Linked DNA regions of Homo sapiens: region 1 is linked to region 2. A link is an interaction called in ENCODE POLR2A ChIA-PET data of the cell type or tissue named here. Cell type or tissue: B cell. All regions are shown on one strand. Each heading gives the region's core, and the rest is flanking DNA. Links, peaks and the distances in the headings are about the cores only. Region 1 overlaps PPP2CA (protein phosphatase 2 catalytic subunit alpha). Region 2 overlaps TXNDC15 (thioredoxin domain containing 15).

What was found. ChIA-PET counts read pairs that join two places held together with the same protein. Peaks named below come from ENCODE experiments on the same cell type or tissue, not always from the same donor. Only the 100,000 strongest peaks of a DNase experiment are listed, where the experiment ranks them.
Region 1: POLR2A ChIA-PET joins it to region 2 with 5 read pairs; 2 of 35 experiments call an interaction of 5 or more read pairs at or near these places.

What each region holds. Positions count from the first base shown.
Region 1 is chr5:134,203,257-134,207,650 of GRCh38, forward strand. It overlaps PPP2CA (protein phosphatase 2 catalytic subunit alpha), which reads right to left. Exons shown (of 7, transcript NM_002715.4): 2 at 2,666-2,875. Among named protein-coding and RNA genes, the nearest start is that of MIR3661, 20 kb to the right of the region's middle. In B cell, for the core only: no CTCF peak of the experiment used is centred there; no DNase peak of the experiment used is centred there.
Region 2 is chr5:134,893,038-134,897,431 of GRCh38, forward strand. TXNDC15 (thioredoxin domain containing 15) reads left to right here. Exons shown (of 5, transcript NM_024715.4): 3 at 455-618; 4 at 3,257-3,387. Among named protein-coding and RNA genes, the nearest start is that of PCBD2, 9.9 kb to the right of the region's middle. In B cell, for the core only: no CTCF peak of the experiment used is centred there; no DNase peak of the experiment used is centred there; H3K27ac peaks cover 593 bases.

The sequences.
Region 1 (4,394 bases), core at 106-4,105, 690 kb before region 2:
TATTCTAGAAGTTTTGTAGCTTTAGCTCTTACATTTAGTTCTATGATACATTCTGATCCATTTGCTTCAGCACCATTTACTGAAAGAAACATCCTTTCCCCCGGTATTCTTTTGCTAAGGCTGCCACAACAAAGCATCAGAGAATAGGTGGCTTAAACAACAGAAATTTACTTCCTCACTGTTCCAGAGGCAGAAGTCCAAGATCAAGGTGTCAGCACAGTTGGTTTCTTCTGATGGCCTCTCTCCTTGATTTATGGATGCTCATCTTCTCCATCTGTCTTATCTTCTCCCCATCTGTGTCCTAATCTCTAATAAGGATACCACTTACACTGGATTAGGGTCCAACCATGTGACCCCACTTTACCTTAATTACCTGTCCAAATACAGTCACATTCTGAGGTGCTGTGGGTTAGGACTTAGACAAATGAATTTTGGGGGCTACAATTCAGCCCATTAACCTCCATGAGTAAGTTTTTTTCCCCCCAGATAGGATCTCACTCTGTCGCCCAGGCTCAAATGCAGTGGAGTAGCTCACCGCAGCCTGAAATTCCTAGGCTCAAGCAATCCTCCCACCTCAGCCTCCAGAGTGGCTAGGACTACAGCACATGTCACCATGTCTGGCTAAAATTGTTTTCTGAAGAGATGGGGTCTCACTAGGTTGCCCAGGCTGCTTGCATACTCTTAAAGGTAGCACATTCATTCCTCTGAGCACTGGGATTCATCCTGGGTTTTTAGCACAGGTTAGCTCTTTTCATAGTATTTGGAGTCACCGCAGAAACCTTCCACCATCTAGTCCAACTCCTTCATTTTACAGATGCAGAAAATAACGATCTCCAAAAATATTTCGTAGGACTTTACACAATTCAGATATTAATCAAGAAAATTCAGCTCACGCTAAAACCACATCTCACTGCTTCTCTAATATTAGGAAAGTCTGTGACAGCCATTTATCATTTTGAATATTCTTTAATAATAAAAATCAGTCTGTTGCCTAGGGGGGAAAAAATCTCCCCAAGATTTTTGGGTAAAGGTAAAGTCAAACAATTTATTTAAAGGGAAAGGCGGAAGCCTGCCACCCTAACAGCTCTTTACCATCTTTTGCTTCATGTTCAGATCATCATCAGTACACTTTGCAAAGCTACAATTGGCATGTAATGCATGTAATTTTGGAACTTGCTTTTTTCGGTTATCATTTCTACCATTCTAGATTTTTGTTTTTTAAAGACACAGGGGTCTTGCTCTGTCACACGGCTGGAGTGCAGTGGTGCATCATGGCTCACTGTAGCCTTGACCTCCCAGGTTCAAGTGATCCTCCCACCTCAGCTTCCTGAGTAGCTGAGACTACAAGCATGCACCACTGCACCTGGCTATTTTTTTTAACTTTTTGTAGAGATGGGGTTTATGTTGACTACGCTGTTCTTAAACTCCTGGACTCAAGTGATCCTTCCCGCCTTCCCCAGCCTCCCAAAGTGTTGAGATAACAGGCGTGAACCACTGCACCCAGCCTAGTCTAGATTATTACTGTCATGGTTAATGGCTGGAAACTATTCAACTGAGCTAAACCATATGTACATACATAATGTATGTAATGTACATAATATTCTCTGTTAAATATTTACAGCAAATGTTTTCTTGAATTTCTCAGAAAAATTCTTTTTTTTCTTGAACTTCTTCCTCGATATTTTTTTTTTTTTTTGAGACAGGGTCTCATTGTTCCCCAAGTTAGAGTGTAGGGTGGCAAGATCAAGTCTCATTGCAGCCACGACCTCCTGGGCTCAGGCAACTCTGCCCACCTCAGCCTGAGTAGCTGGGACTACAGGCCTGTGCCACCACACTCGGTTAATTATTATTATTTTTTTGTAGACAAGGTCTCACTATGTTGCCCAGGCTGGTCACAAACTCTTGGACTCAAGCAATATGCTCACTTTGTCCTGTCCTCCCAAAGTGCTGGGATTATAGCCACGAGCCACCGTGACCAGCTGATTTAAAACATTTTGACATTTGGTATGTTTATATATTTATAATACTTCAAAAGTATCTAAAAACACAAATCTAATTATATTACCTCTCCATACCCCAATTTACTGAACTAAAATATCTATTTGACCAGCCCTCTAACATTTTTCTTTTCCTTTTTTTTTTTTTGAGACAGTCTCGCTCTGTTGTCCAGGCTGGCGTGTAGTGGCGCAATCTCAGCTCACTGCAACCTCCGCCTCCCAGGTTCAAGCAATTCTCCTGCCTCAGGCTCCAGAGTAGCTGGGATTACAGGCACCCGCCACCACCCCCGGCTAGTTTTTTGTACTTTTAGTAGAGATGGGGCTTCACCATGTTCTCCAGGCTGGTCTCGAACTCCTGACCTCAGGTGATCTGCCTACCTCAGCGTCCCAAAGTGCTGGGATTACAGGCATAAGCCATCACGCCCAGCCTATTTTTTCAAACAATCTGACTGAGGCATTCATTCTCCTCCTTTTGTTTTGATTCTGTACCATCCCCTTACTCAGAACGCAGACGCCTATGATTTTTAAGTCCAAAACCTGAACATATGCATTCCTAAATGTGGAATTTTGTTTTAACATTCAGATAGAGAAAATAACTGGGGGAAAAAAAACTTTCAAGAGGACTGTCTTACCCATTTCAACATGCCCCAACATAAAATTGAAATTACCTTAAGAGCTACAAGCAGTGTAACTGTTTCAACTGAATAATATCCTCTGTCAACATAATCTCCCATAAACAAGTAATTTGTATCTGGTGATTTGCCACCAATTCTAAACAGTTCCATGAGATCATGAAATTGCCCATGCACATCTCCACAGACAGTAACTGGACATCGAACCTCTTGCACGTTGGATTCTTTTGTCAGGATTTCTTTAGCCTACAGATGGGAGACAAAAATAAGGCAATACATTTGGCATTAAACAATATTAACAAAGATTTGTTTACTTACACTTAATGTAGCTTAAGGGGCAGACTCAGTCTAAGATAAAATTGCAGGCATTTATGAACCCATTAAAATAAGTGAGATATGATTATAATCCATTAGCTATCTCACCCTGTTACCTAGGGAAAAAATATGCATTCCTATCATCAATACCAGGAGTTTTTTAAAAACCTATCAAATAGCCATCTAATTAAATACTAATTGTTAGCTGTCACATAAAACCAATGAAAATCGAACAGGACATTCAGGTATCTACTTCCTTACCTTCAGAGTTCTAACTACAATGCAGCACTCAAAGATTCTTTTTTTTTCTTTTTTTGAGACAGGGTCTCATTTTGTCACCCAGGCTGGAGTGCAGTAGTATGATCATAGCTCACTGTAGCCTGGATCTTCTTGGCTCAGGAATCTTCCCACCTCAGTAGTGGGGACCACAGGCACACGCCACCATGGCTGGCTAATTTTCACAAACTTTTTTGTAGAGACGGGGTCTCACGTGATCCTCCACCCTCATCCTCCCAAGGGCTGGGATTACATGCATAAGCCACCTCACCTCAGCCCTGTTTGACTTTTTAAAAACATGTTTTTGGCCAAGCACTGTGGCTCATACCTGTGAGAAAATCATTTGCTCAACCATCTGTACCAGCCCCATGCTAGCAACTGGACATATAGTGGTGAACAAGATGGCTCATTCCCACTACCGTAGAGGGGAGAAGGACCACAAACAAGTAACCAAGCCAAAAGTACACTGTGTTAAGTGTCACAAAGGAAAGGGAGAGGGAAACTGGGAGAGACCACTTTACATAAGATACCAAAACAAATTACCAGAGAATTGTTGCTAATGAGCCATGACAACCACAGATGACAAGGACTGGGTTCAAAGCATTGGTATGCAATCTTAGCTGCACATTAAAAATCCCAATGCCCAGCCAGGCGCGGTGGCTCGCACCTGTAATCCCAGCACTTTGGGAGGCCAAGGCGGGCCGATCACTTGAGGTCAGGAGTTTGAGGCCAGCCTGGCCATCATGGCGAAACCCCATCTCCACTAAAAATAAAAAAAACTAGCTAGGCATGGTGGTGCATGACTGTAGTACCAGCTACTTGGGAGGCTGAGGCAGGAGAATTGCTTAAACTTGGGAGGTGGAGGTTGCCGTGAGCCAAGATCGCATCACTGCACTCCAGCCTGGGTGACAGACCAAGACTCTGTCTCAAAACAAAAACAAAAACACCAATGCCCATTCCTTCCCCTAATAAAGTCAGAATTTTGGAGACTGGAATCAAGCCATCAATAATTTTTAAGCACCCCCACCCCTCCTTTTCCCAGTGTGCAACCAAGTTTAAGAACCACTGCACTTTGGGACGCTAAGGCGGGTGGATGGCTTGACCCCAGGAGTTCCAGACCAGCCTGGAGTACAGTGGCATGATCTCGGCTCACTATAACCTCCACCTCCCAGGT
Region 2 (4,394 bases), core at 323-4,322:
ATTGAGCACATGCTGTTGGAAAAATGGTGCTGAAAAACTTGCTGGATGCCGAGTTGCCACAAACTTTCAATCTGCAAAAAATGCAATGTCAGCAAAGTGCAATGGAGTGAAATGCAGTAAAATGAGGTATGCCTGTATTTGAAATGATGAATTATGAAAAATATTAAAATAACTTGTAATATTAGGAAAGCGCAGAGGAAAGTTTAAAACTTTCTGCTTAATTCAGCAAGACTTAAAAAAAGTGAAAGTTTATAACTTGTCATTTGATCATACTTTTTTGCTGGTTCCTGGATTCATATGGTTCAAAATCCAAAAGGTTCCGAGGGTTCCTTCTCTCGCTGCTCCTACCCACCCGTTCCTCTCCCTGGAGCAGCAGTGTGTCCTGTTTCTTGGGTATCCTTTCAGAAAAATGTACTTTTACTGCTAACTTTAATGCTTGTTTCTTTTACCACAGGACCTTATGGATTTTCTGAACCCAAACGGTAGTGACTGTACTCTAGTCCTGTTTTACACCCCGTGGTGCCGCTTTTCTGCCAGTTTGGCCCCTCACTTTAACTCTCTGCCCCGGGCATTTCCAGCTCTTCACTTTTTGGCACTGGATGCATCTCAGCACAGCAGGTATCTTCCATTGGTGGGGTTTACGTCCATCCTCCTGGCTGATGGTTGCAGTTATTTGGAGGTCCTAATTAGTTAAGTTAGAAGCAGAAGAGGGGGGGCATGAACTGTGTCCTGGGATGGAAGGCAAGGCAAGAGTGAATAGTGAGGATTATCATACTCCTGAGGGAGCTGGTGGTGTCACTTTATGGAGGCCCCTTAAAGAAAGTGGGCTGTTCTCTGTGTGGTGGATTTAAAGGTGGCAGGTGGTAGCACCTGATGGCAGGGGAGGGGCCAGAAGACTTTTGAGGGCCATAGCCAGACTGAATCAGCACAATTGGTATCACAGTAGGATATTCCTTTGTGACTTTAAGGCGCAGGTTAAATCCCCATCCCAGGCAGCCCAATTCCCAGCACCCCTGTTTTGTGTCTACTCAGGATTTCTTCCCTTCCTTTTCTTTTTCTTTCCTTCTTTTCCCTTTCCCTCTTTCCTTCTTTCTTTCCTGCGTACTTATTCTTGCAGTCATGTTCTGTAGTAGGCACTCGATCAAGTCATGAATTAATTTAGCTCTTTAACATGACATTTATCTTTGTTTTATATTTCTCGTGTATCATTCACTGGGTTTTTGTCCAGGCTGGCCTTGAACTCCTGGGCTCAAGCGATCGTCCTGACTTAACCTCCTGAGTAGCAGGACTACAGGCATGCGCCACCATGCCAGGCTGGTCATTTTTTTTTTCTTTTTTTTTTTTTTTTGAGGTGGAATCTTGCTCTGTCACCCAGGCTGGAGTGCAATGGTGTGATCTAGGCTCACTGCAACCTCTGCCTCCCAGGTTCAAGTGATTCTCCTGCCTCAGCCTCCTGAGTAGCTGGGATTACAAGCACCTGCCACCATGCCGGCTAATTTTGTATTTTTAAACGGGGTTTCACCGTTTGTTGGCCAGGCTGGTCTCGAACTCCTGACCTTGTGATCTACCAGCCTCGGCCTCCCAAAGTGCTGGGATTACAGGTGTGAGCCACTTTTTGTCTTTTTTAAATGTTTAGTAAAGTAAGTTACAGAGAACTTTGTTGAGATGGTATATGTTTCTCCTAAGTGCTGCGATTGTGCCTGAGTTATAAACTGTTCTTCTCTTCCAAATCAGATGCTCCTTAGTAGGTCAGCCTCAACAAGGAGGTTGTGTGTAAATAAATCTAGAACATCTGAAAAATGGTCAATTGGTGGTAAAATGAAGTTGAGTAAACTTCCATTACTCTGTACTTGAGGCCAGGTGCAGTGGCTCACACCTGTAATCCCATCACTTTGAGAGGCCAAGGTAGAAGGATTGCTTGAGCCCAAGAGTTTGAGACCAGCCTGGACAACATGGCAGAACTCCATCTCTATAAAAAAAAATACAAAAAATTGACTGAGGATGGTGGCACATACCTGTGGTACCCCAGCTACTTGGGAGGCTGAGGTGGGAAGATTGCCTGAACCAGGGGAGGTCAAGGTCACAGTGAGCCGTGATCCTGTCACTGCACTCCAGCCTGGGCTACAGAGTGAGACCCTGTCTCAAAAAAAAAAAAATTGTATTCCACTGATTTTCATTGTGGGAATATAACTGCCAATGTTTACCTGAAACTTTTATGAAGAAAGAAATGGCTCAACAAATTAGTAATTTTCATATAGGCTTCTGGGTTATATCTAAGTGACTGGGCCCAAGGGAGCAGACTGATTGGAAGGACAGATCACGTCAGTGTCCAGCTTTGGTGGGGCCTCCACTGCCCCCAGGCATACTCAGTGCTCTTTGGTTCTGGGTCTCACACTGTCCCTCCTGCCTCTCCCGCAACTCCCTCCCTAACCTGCTTTCTTCTTTCCTTCCTTCAGCTCCATGTTGTATCTTAATTATGGAGACTAAGGCTCTTGCTGTTATTATATGGGCTGGGACATGTTTGCTTCTTATGTTAATATTTAAGTTACAGCATGTGTACAAAAGAAAAAAATCCTGGTTATACACTATTACTATTTTACTAATGCGGAAAATTGAGGCTTAGCAAGGTTAAATAATCTGCCCAGAGTTCACATTGGTTCAGTGGCAGAACTGAGGCTTCAACCCAGAGTGTTTTGACTTGGGAGCTTATCACCACTAGTCTGTATTATGTAAAGGTGAAATAAGCCCGCACAGTTATATTCCTTCTAAACAAGTCATCCTGCCCTAATTGTGAACATCCTGGTGTGTTTGTTAGATCATATACTCCCTTGTGCCAGCTTACCAAACCAATTGCCTACTGTAAGTTGATCTTTTTTGAGGGACAGGGATGGGCATTCTGAAGAGTTGGAAATTTTTTCTGTCAAATAAGTTGACACAGTGTGCTTTGTCCATGAATTAGAGTTTTCTGGTCTGGTTTGTTTAGACAGGAACTTAACTAGTGGAATAATTGTGCCATTGGTAGATCCATATTATAATTGAAAGCAACTCAGATTGCAGAAAAGGAGTGCCCCCCAGCCATGACCCATAAGCAAAGAGGTCAGAAACAAATGAAAAAGCCAAAAGTTTCAAGTATCAGAAATCTCCGTAGGTCACACGCAACTTCCTCATTTATTTCTGTCTATTCTGAGATGGTAATTGTATGAGAAAGCCCTCTATTAATAATAAATTCAGGTTTTTTGACTTCTTTCTCTTGTAGCCTTTCTACCAGGTTTGGCACCGTAGCTGTTCCTAATATTTTATTATTTCAAGGAGCTAAACCAATGGCCAGATTTAATCATACAGATCGAACACTGGAAACACTGAAAATCTTCATTTTTAATCAGACAGGTATGTGGAAGTAATGTGCTGAGGAAGAAGATATTCTATTGCTGGGGGTCTGTGCCTTCTGTGGGTTCTGATCTGCTATAATCCTTAAGTGAAGGATTCAAGACTGACTTTGAGTTGTAAAACTTCTCTTCTAATGAACTGTTATGATCCTGTTAAATACTTCCCAATCAGTATGAAGTTTAACATGAATAGGTAATTTTAATTATTATAGATACTTTTTTTTTCCCTTTTTTTTTTTTTTTTGAGTCTTGCTCTGTCGCCCAGGCTGGGGTGCAGTGGTGCGATCTTGGCTCACTGCAACCTCCACCTCCCGGGTTCACGCCATTCTCCTGCCTCAGCCTCCCGAGTAGCTGGGACTACAGGCGCCCGCCACCATACCCGGCTAATTTTTTGTATTTTTAATAGAGACGGGGTTTCACCGTGTTAGCCAGGATGGTCTCGATCTCCTGACCTCGTGATCCACCCACCTCGGCCTCCCAAAGTGCTGGGATTACAGGCGTGAGCCACCGCACCCAGCCTTTTTTTCCTTTTTTTTGAGGCAGAGTCTCACTCTGTTGCCCAGGCTGGAGTGCAGTGGCATGATCTCAGTTCACTTCAGCCTCCGCCTCCTAGGTTCAAGTGATTTGCGTGCCTCAGCCTCCAGAGTAGTTGGGATTACAGGCGTGTGCCCAGCTAATTTTTGTATTTTTAGTAGAGACAGGGTTTCGCCTTATTGGCCAGGCTGGTCTCGATCTCCTGGCCTCAAGTGATCCACCCGCCTCGGCCTCCCAAAGTGCTGGGATTTTACAGGTGTGAGCCACTGTGCCCGGTCTATTATAGATACTTTATTGTTTGATTGACTGAGACGGAGTCTCGCTCTGTCACCCAGACTGGAGTGCAATGGCATAATCTCAGTTCACTGCAACCTCTGCCTCCTGGGTTAAAACGATTCTCCTGCCTCAGCCTTTCTAGTAGCTGGGATTATAGGTGCGCACCACCACACCTGGCTAATTTTTGTATTTTTTAGT